2 separate regions of the Homo sapiens genome follow, and region 1 is linked to region 2. Evidence: chromatin loops called from intact Hi-C (ENCODE). Cell type or tissue: IMR-90. All regions are shown on one strand.

Evidence for each region. Peaks named below come from ENCODE experiments on the same cell type or tissue, not always from the same donor. Only the 100,000 strongest peaks of a DNase experiment are listed, where the experiment ranks them.
Region 1: a loop joins it to region 2, with 9 times the contacts of the local background. A loop is called at or near these places in 56 of 110 quality-filtered maps.

What each region holds. Positions count from the first base shown.
Region 1 is chr2:167,962,794-167,967,793 of GRCh38, forward strand. STK39 (serine/threonine kinase 39) reads right to left here. Exons shown (of 18, transcript NM_013233.3): 17 at 1,869-1,933. Among named protein-coding and RNA genes, the nearest start is that of B3GALT1-AS1, 24 kb to the left of the region's middle. In IMR-90, a CTCF peak has its summit at 2,297 (motif pointing right); no DNase peak of the experiment used is centred here; H3K27ac peaks cover 821 bases.
Region 2 is chr2:168,116,794-168,121,793 of GRCh38, forward strand. The region is part of intron 10 of STK39 (serine/threonine kinase 39); the gene reads right to left. Among named protein-coding and RNA genes, the nearest start is that of STK39, 130 kb to the right of the region's middle. RefSeq lists an enhancer at 1-108. In IMR-90, CTCF peaks have their summits at 2,065 (motif pointing left) and 2,901 (motif pointing left); DNase peaks (open chromatin) are centred at 2,068 and 2,898; H3K27ac peaks cover 601 bases.

The DNA of each region.
Region 1 (5,000 bases), 150 kb before region 2:
ATGGCTGTTGAGAGCGTGGGCACTGAGGCTAGACCAGGGGGGAGTCTGCAGCTTCCAGACTCAGGATCTGTGTGATCGCTGTGTGATCCTGGGCAAATCCACCCCAGCGAGCCCGAGGTTCCCGAGATGTGAAATGGGCCTACTACCAGAGATAATGGTAAAGCAGGAGAGCTGGAGGAGTGGGGGCAGACCAGGCTTCATTAGCCTGTCCCGGGTGTGCGGTTTACAATAGGGCAGTGGAAACACTGTGTCTACCACATTTTGGGATTGTAGGAGGATTACTCTGGCTACAGGCACAGGGTGGTAAACAGAGCCAAAAGCTGACAAACTGGTGGCAGGAAGATTAGTTTGTGAAGATGAGAGAATCCTGCTTGGGTGCAGGAAATGGAGATGCAGGGAAGAGGACAGAATCCAGAGAGAATTTAAGAAACATATAAGCTGATTAGGAGATGAGGGAGAGTTTTACATTATTCTTATGGTTTACCTAGAGATTGTACAGCGGCTGTTTTCACAAAATCTTCGGTAGTAGGAAAGGGCCAGGGTTACTGTTCCTCTTTCATAATAAAATGAGAAAAGTCCAGCATGAGAGTTTCAAACTCTTATCTCTGTTTGCATATTACAAATTAGGAAAATGTTCTTGAGGTGGTATTAAAAAAATGAATAAAGGGACATATATTGGCTTGAAATGCTGACACAGGCTGCCATTTTCTCATCAATATACTCTCACATTAAAAAAAAAAAAAACACACACATTAAGAGGTGACAGTGTCATCCCAAACCAGAAAAGGGATTTTCCTATTTGTTAACCTAGCACTCTACATCTGAATAAAATGTTACTTTCTTATCAAAGCAAAAAGAATTCCTTCAGATATATCTTTTCTGTGAAAATCTTTGTGTTTTTCTTTTATCACACAGCCTAGCTATCTAAAATTAGATGGGAAGCAAGACCCAGGAAGTTAATTAGCACCAGGCTCACATTTACTGTAACTAATCATTTAGCATTTTTGGTCACCCACATTTTCCATTTAATTTCACAAATATAAAAAAGATCATCAATCTATGTTGTGCACAGCAAAGTGTTGGTCATCTAGATCTAAAATTGCTTCTGGGATTCTGACCAGCCTTTGATAAAATTAACTTACGATTTTTAAAATGTACCTTAATGTACTGTTCGCTAAAATTTTTTGGAAAACGGTCACTTTTGACTATCTGGACTTCTCTCCATTTCTGACCACCACCATCTTGGTCTCACAGTGACCCCAGAATGTCCGGCACTCTGTATCTCTGTGGCCACCTAGTACTTAAGTTTACAATCTACTAGTGCAGAATAACTGTTGAAATATCTCCTTTCTACAAAAATCTGTTACTGTTGATTTGAAATGTGGAAGTAAATTGTTGTGTCTTTGTCCGCCAGCCTTTGGTGAGTTGTTCTACAATTGCTTCCAATTACCTAAACCATTTCTACAACAATCAGCCTCTATTTTTAAAAGTTAGAACCACTTGGCTTTTGTCTTAGGAAAGCTTTATTAAGAGTGTTGCTTTGAATTCAGTGTAATTTTGTCTTTATGGTCAAGTTGCAATACAAACTGCAAGCAAAATGATCTAGGCTTCAAGATTCTTATATGGCCGCTCTTAGTCAAAGGTGTGACGATAAGAAAAAGCTATGCTCATAGAAGAGGACACTTCCAGTCACAATCAGAAAACGTTCCCTAACGCTGCAGAGTCAAATGCTTCCAAATGCAAAAATTGATTCTAAAAGAAAACAACAACAGCAAAATTACAGAGTAGGTTATTAAACTAGATTATTATTCCCTGCTGGCACAGCATGGCAAAATATTACCTCCTTCTTTCCATAACTTTCCACTTACCAACTTAAATGTCAATGTTTTTAAAGCTTTGGGATCATCTACAATCTTCTGTAAATTAGCAGCCACTGTAAAATATAAACGTAGAGAGAAAGTTTCCAGATTATTTCCAATAACAGTGGATTTTCACATCAATGACTCAGAAAATTTGACTAATGATGCAATAAACTGCAAAATCATTTTTCATAAACATTGCAAAGTCCATATAAATGACCAAATTACTCTCATACAGATATTTCTACAACAATTGATATCATTTCAGCAATCTTGTATCTATGCACATCTGAATTAATCACTGTATGTCAACTCTGCATTTCATATAATAAAATCTGAAATTTCTAACGGAAAGTAGAAATGATAGCAGCCCCCAGTGTTTCCGCCACTTGGCTTCTCTAAATATTCATTACTAAGAAATTTATTAGCCAGGAGAGGGCAGTACAAAACAAAGAGGAGAGGTAGTGGGGAGAAAAAAAAAACAAAAAAAAACAAAGGCTTTCTCTGGAAATAGAAGGTCAGCACATTTGAACCCCTGTCCTATAAATTCACTCAATTCTCTGAACCCATTTTTATCAAGGCAACAAAATACAGTGGATAACCTCTACAACTCAAGCGCATGTTTTAAGGCTTTCAGAGCACAGTGATCTGTCAAACCAGGGAAGTGCCACCTTGAATAATACCCAAGTTTGCTGAACAGGGTCAAGCACTAGAGTAGACGCTGTCAGTTTGGAGCTCAGTGCTGCAGATATGTTTTCAGTATTAGCTGGATTCATTGGAGATCTGTCCTTGTTCTTCACGGTGTAATGATCTATCTGATACTCCAGTAGAGAAGTCAGTTTTTTCTGCTTACTCCTCTGGCTCAGGGTACTGCTAATGAACAGAATTATCAAAAGCTAATGATGATGGAAACTTAAAACTTACTTTTTCCATGTCCACACCTGAAGTATAAAGTCCTGAAAGTCAAATAAGGGCTATTGCTTAGGGAAGGAGAAGTTACTGCTGAAGAAATTATGGGAGAATGTCGTGTTTGTCATTTTTATTTTTTTATGAGTAAAATTATCTGCTGCTTCAGTAGTTAGGTATTGAAGTTACCTGAATTTTTTAAGATAAAAAAATTTTAAGATAAAATAGTACACATACAAGTATTTTGAGAAAAGTGTTTCAAGTAGAAAAATTTAAGTAGAAAGTAGTAAGAAATCTGCGCAAGTTTTAATTTTCTCTAAGGTCGACTGACAACAACCTAGATACATGGATTTTCTGCAGATTAGTTTATTTCATTTAATCCATCAGCTGCAGAGGAGAAAAAAGAAAAATTATGTACTCAATATGGCCTATTTCTCTTTATAAACCATAATTGCAAGCATCATTTTATCTTCATTTGTTGCCCTTTTAATACTTCCATTCTGAGTGATCTGCAGTTTCATTTTTACCAACACTCCTCCCATCTGCCTCCTCTTTTTCTCCTCTTTCTTTTGCCCACATAAGCAAGCACACACATATCGGGTACACCCCAGGGCACCAATTCCAGAATAGTTATCATCGCAAAGCTTCCTGTGGCCTTTCAACAGTTTTCTGAACATATTTTAGACACTAAAATCATCAAGTCATTTATGCAAGAAACATTGGCTCATGGAGTGCAAAGCTCTGCTGTAAAATCCTGTCCACCAAAGCCAGTATTTATCATGTCAGGGCACTCTGACTACATGCAAATTACAGCAAATGAACACAGTACCCATTTTCTTAAAACATAAAAGTGTTCTAATAGTTCCTCTGATTTGGGCTGATTTCATGAGTGGCCATAAATTCTTCGTATAAATTTCAGTCCTTTCATTAGTTTCTCAGTTAATGTGGATGATTTACTGCCTTGTTCTGGGTCATCTATTTCCAGTCTGCTCTCTAATGTTCAGTCAAAAGCAGAGCTCTAGCCTACACTAATTCACAACCCTCTCTCCGGTGTACACGTATATATACAAGGGCCAATTTCCAGGGAATGTGTCAAGCAACTTGGAGACCTAAGGGCAAGATGGAGCTGCCTGCATCTTAAACAATCATCCCAGAAACCACACTCCCCAGTTGTGAATCTCACACCTCTGGGACATTAAAAATTCAAATTCTGTCTTCAGCTCAAAGTAAAAATAAGCAAAACTGGCCACTTACCTGATTACTTATCCCAGCTGCTAGGCTTATTTTCAATTTGGTTGATTCTAATTTGTTGTAAAGTGCTATAAAACACCTTCATTTAACTGACATCACATAAAATTCAGGGTGATGCTAATTTCTTTTCCAGTAGCAATGCTCATTAAAAAGATGGGTGTCACTGTTTCCTCCCATCTCCTGACTGTGCACCTGGATTTCAAAAATAAAAACGCTCCTTACCTGGAACGTGAGCTGAGAAGGAAGGGCTGGGTAGGGCTGGCTGTTGCTTTAGAGCTGCCTGAGCCTGTGCTGAGAACACTGACCTTTGTGTTGTAAGACACTCGAGTTTCTGGAAAATGTGGGACTTCTGAACCCTGCTTGCTCAGTAGCCACTGACTCATTTCAAATCCCTCTTGGTTTTCCCAAATAAAACTCATGCCCCTTGGTTTCTGCAGCAGACATTGTGCTATCTTCTTTGAACTAGTCCCTCCCTTCCCAGCCCACAATCTCTGCCATTTGGGCAAACAGGGACACCAATAATATGCACTGAGGCCCCCAGGGACTGTGGCCCTCAAGCCCTGTCACTAGGGCTTTACCAACACTCCTCCCACCCGCCTGTCCCTACAGGGTATCTTTATGTGAACAGTTAATTTTTTTTCTATTTTTTTGTTTCTCTGTATCATACTTTAGGCTTGAATACCTGTCAGGGCTGGAAGTTTCTATTTACTTTTTTTTTGTTTTGGAGAACATTTGGCCTAAGGTATGATAAGTATTGTTCTTTATGAAACTGTAACAATATCAGTAACAGCCACACGGAAAAGACGCTGATGCTCAGTACTTCCCTGAATCTAAACAGAAAGGGAAATAAGATCATCCTAGGGGTAATCCACTGGAGGCAAGGCAGCGGAGCCGACACTTTTTTGGCAAACTAAGTCAGGCATTCTCCAGACACTGTTTTCTGTATACATTCCTTGCACTATTCAAATTCTCCACATTTTTTAA
Region 2 (5,000 bases):
CCCTACTCCAAAACATCTTACTCATTTTAAAGACTTGCAGGATCATGATATAAAAAGTTTAAATTATTTCTCCTAAGTGAGGAAATAAGTAAAAGGTAATCCAAAAGTGGAGCGTACTAAAACCTAATTTAAAGCTATTTTTGGAATATCTTCCTAATTAAATGCAGCTTCAGGTAACAGGAAAACGTATGTGCATCCTGGCTCAGAGAAGAAAATGACAATAGTCAATATATGCTGAGTGGTAGGGACTACATTTTTGTTGTCAAATAATACAAAGTGCATAATTCACAATTATTACCTAATAATATCTAACCATTCCATTCTATGATCATGTGGCAAAGGTGAATCAAGTTAATGGCTCACTCAAGACTCTCAACAAGTTGGTGCTAACAAAGTTGATTTTAAATTTAGGTTCGGCTAAACCCTGAGTCCCAGACTTCAAATACAAGAATACAGCACCAGCTGAAAAATATCTTAACTATTCTTCTTTAAAACTAAAAGCAGATTTCCTCTACCTCCCCTTGCACTCTCACACCAGCTCCCATGAAGACGATCCTCATCACCATCTTGCTTGCTAAACTTCAATTTGAAAAATAGTTACTAATTGACCAAAATACTATGTTGGGTACTGAGAACACAGAGATAAAAGGACACCATCCATGCTCCACAAGAATTGATAGTAGGCTACAGAAGGTAAAACTAGCAGAAAGTAAGCTATAAATGACACCAAGTGCAACAACATATTTAAGCTCAAGGTAAGGAGTAGTACAGAGAACAGACTGATGAACCTCCTGGGGTGCTGGGAGGGTAGTATCAGAAAGCTTCACAGAAAAGATGCTAGGCTGGGAGAGATACAAGTGTAGGGAGAGGCCTTCATGGTGCATGTGGGGATTTCAGGAGTGTACTGGTAGAAAAGTACAATTACCAAACACATCTAATTTGGTAAAGATGTGTTGAAGGCCGAGGTGGCCCGTGGCTGAGAGAAAGCCTGGAGACATAGACCATGGGACCCTGGAGTGATCCCTTACCTCCAAGTGATGTGCACCTCATCTTATAAGTGGCGGGAACTTGTATCTTATCCTATTAATGACAAGAAGCCATTGAGTTTTCAATCAGGGAGAAAAGACAGTACAACTATAGTAGAGTTTTGACAAGATCAAAAGGGCATTTACTGACAATATTTTATATTAGTTTTTCCGCAACTCTAGCCAAATTATTTTCCTTTCGGAAGAAAGGAAAGAAATGGTACACTAGGATTAGAGGGAGCTGAGAGGCTGAATAAAGGCCACCTACCGTAGGGAAGGTCAGCACCTAGTAGGTTACCAGGATGCTCGGGGAGCACTGCATGGACAGATGGAGGAGGAGGAGGAGGCAGTCGGGAGCTTCTCTCAGCAAGTAACACGCCACTTCAGTTCCAGAAAAGCTAGCTCATGCACGCAAGCTTTTGGGAAAAGTTAGCAAATTTCCCAAAGGCAAAAAGGAAGCACATAATATGTTTGAAGACTATCCAGACCTCACAAATCTAACTGGATGTGATTTCCAGTAACAATTAGTTTTCTACAAACTAAATTTGTAGAAACAGTATCTCTTACAATAATTTCAGAGTATGTGTCATTATTTCTAAATATCCAAAACTGGACCTCCAAGTCTGTGAAAGTTTACACAGCTCACTGTCTTTCAAGATCAATCTAAAAATAAAGACATTCTCCCTAAATGGGGATCAGCAAATTACAATTTCCAGAGTGGATCCTCTCAGCTCCCAGTCAAAGGCAACCAGAAAGGAGTCACTTTCCCAGAACATATGCTTTCAAAAAAAAAAAAAAAAAAAAACAACAACTCAATTCACCAAATGAATTGAAAGTAACTCTGTAAGATGCTTTTCCCCCTTGCTCTTTCCTCTACCCTCACCTCTGCCTAATTCACCCCCAGTGCGAACACCAGTCAAGCCACAGACACAGAGCAAAAGGAAAAAATCTACGGCTGCAAGGCTTTTTACAGACTGGTAAGCAATTCCTGTCCAGATTCTTAGTCAATGAACTGTTCTAATAGCACCCCCTAGTGACCAAAAGCTCTTTTCTGACCAAAGGAACTCTCAGTTCTCAAATAACTAAAAAGCAAAGAATTTAAAATAAAAAAGCAGTGAAAACACCAATGAGCTCACACTCTGTGAACGCCTGTCCCTGTAACAGCCCCAGTGAAATCAGTAACTTTAACCTCTCTGGCCTACTGTTCTCTCAGCTCTAAAATAGGAAAAATAATATCCTCAACCACCCTTGCCCTCCTCCCTGTGAGCATGTGAGTTCCTCAATGAGATTTATTCCCAAGGCACATGGTCGGTTTTAAGCGAGAGGATGGGAAAAGGAAACACAAAGTGGAGAGAGGACATGTGCACTCAGGCCGATGTGGATCACTGGGAGTATTTTATATTAAACCCATAATATGCACGGTAACTGCGGAAGTGGGTCCACTTCTCCTTCACTGTTATTATTGTACATGTTGACTCTCTTCTACCCGTATTTACCAAGCTCTAAGGAGAACTGCAGAAACCAAAGAATTTTCTAAAAATAGCTTGAGACCACAAAATACTGGAAGCTCTCCAATCCCATCTTCAAAATTGAGATGTTTGTTTCTGACACGAATTATGTAAAATGCAAATGGTAGATTGCTTTGATTTGCTAATAGAAAATATAACTTAAAAATAGTAATAGTGAAAAGTCGTTAAACCATCACCCTTCAATCTCCTGCCCAGTAAAGTAGCACCCTAATTGACTAAGGTGTCTCTTGTTCATGGCTCAGTAGGGACCTAACACCCCTTTGATCCCTCAACTCCAAGTCTGAGGCCTTCGACAAAGCCAAAACTTTTGCTCAGTTAGCTTTCCACAATGGCACAGACTTAAAACCCATTGCTGCCCTCTACTGGGAAAACTTGGAACAAAACTAACATCATTCCATCAAGCATTTGAAATCACTCTCTCTTCTCTGCTTTAATGATAATGCATAACCTTCGATATTTTATAAGTTAATTATAAGATTCCAGGAGGGGAAAAAAGCAATTCTGTAGAAACTCAGGGTAATTTTCCCTCTTTATCGACTAAAAGAAGAAACTAAATGGTAACAAACTGGGATACTGGCTTTGGACTGTTAGGACATGATGATGCAGTTGGCCTTGGTTAAGGCTCGACCTCCTTAGGCCTTAATTTTCAGGCCTGTACACAGAAGCATGGAAAACTAGGAGATATTTGTGGTTCTCAATTTTAAAATCCTGTAACCCTTTAGGGATAGCTTAACTCACTTTTAATAGATGGTTTTTCCTTTTCTGTTGGTATTTCAAAATATTTATAGCTTTTTAAAAATCATTCTTAATAGTCTAATGTATCTTATCCTCTGGCCTAACCTATTTAACATATCTTATACTCAGAACTTTACTGATTGTTGTATGGCTGCAGTAATTGAGATAAATGTGACGTAAGCATCTAGCAGGATGCATAAAGGTGCACAATAAATATCGTTTTTCTCTCTTCCCCCTTCACATGTCCCCCATCTACCAGCTTCATGACCTTTCCCGTAGCTGTAGCACAGATGCTATGCCCACATACCAAAGCGCTTATTCTCTATTACTCTTTGAGTTTTGCATGTCTTGTGACGTTTGTGCGTTCTTCACAGAAAGGTGAGTTTCACTGTCTGTGCTATGTCCTTGTATCATGTGCACCTGAGTGCCCACTACTGGTAGCAGTGGTTGTAATGGAAACAGCTGTTCTAGCAGCAGCAGAAATGGGAACAGCAGCAGGGGTGCCCACAGCTGTGGCAGCAATCATAAATGTTACAAAAACAATCTGGACTATAATAACTATAGTAATAAAAGCAATATATGTGATTATTAAAAAATTTTGCTATAACCTGTGCCACTTATTATTTTGTCCCAACCACTATTATATTATGTATTACCTAATTTAGTCCTCCCAAACATAGCTATTATTACCATTACCACTTCATGAGTGAGAAGCTGAGCTTCTGACGGTATCTAACAACTGTTGATGCTAACCAAACTCTCACTAGCCATCTCTCTCCCCAACATAATCTCCAAAGCCTTTTTGTCACCTCCTTCCCTCTACACTTGCTAGAACCCTGGCAAACTTCCCAGATTCCTGCAATGATGCCTGCAGCATCTCCTAGTGCCTGTAGCATCTCCTAGTGCCTGTGAATAGCACAGACATCCTCCTCACACAATTTAAATGGTGGCCGACTCACTCTGAGAATGACAAATACGCTCCCATTTTCCTGTGTACACCACTTAACTCTGCCTACCTTCTCCATCTATATTTCCTTCCTGTCCTCTCCGTTCTCTTCTTCTTCATTCTGAGGTATGATTTGGTGGAAAGAGCATAGATTGAGAATAAGAACTGGAGTTCACTCCTGCTTATTTGGCCATGTGACTTTGGGCAGGTCCTTTTCACCTCTCACATTTCCATCTGTAAAGTGTGACAGTAACACCTGCTCTACCTGTCTTCAAGAACAATTGTTTGGGACAAATATGGAAGCATAAATGAAAGTGATCTGAAAGCTGTGAAAGAATATTGGCTGTGTTTGTATTTAATTCTCACTACTCTTAGGCTCTTCACACATACACGCCCCTTCTCAGGGCAGGGAGGGTTTACTGTAGTGAAAGAAAGCCCTGGTTCTCACCCACTGCCAGCACCTTGATGGATCGGAAAAGAAAACATGAAGACAGGTGAATAGGCAATGGCAATGAACTAACTACTGTAATTATTTTCCTTCTTTCTGTAGGCATCCATAGGCTTTTCCTCCATTTCACCCAAATTAACGGCAATGCAGAAACAACCTTCAATACCCATCTGCACCCCACCCCACCTACAGGACACTCTCTTCACTCCTGATTTCACTACATACTTCTAAAATGTCCAGTCTTCCGTAGCCACAATAATCATTCTCCTTATTTACATGACAATCACACTGCCACTGCTGACTGAGCACCTGCTATG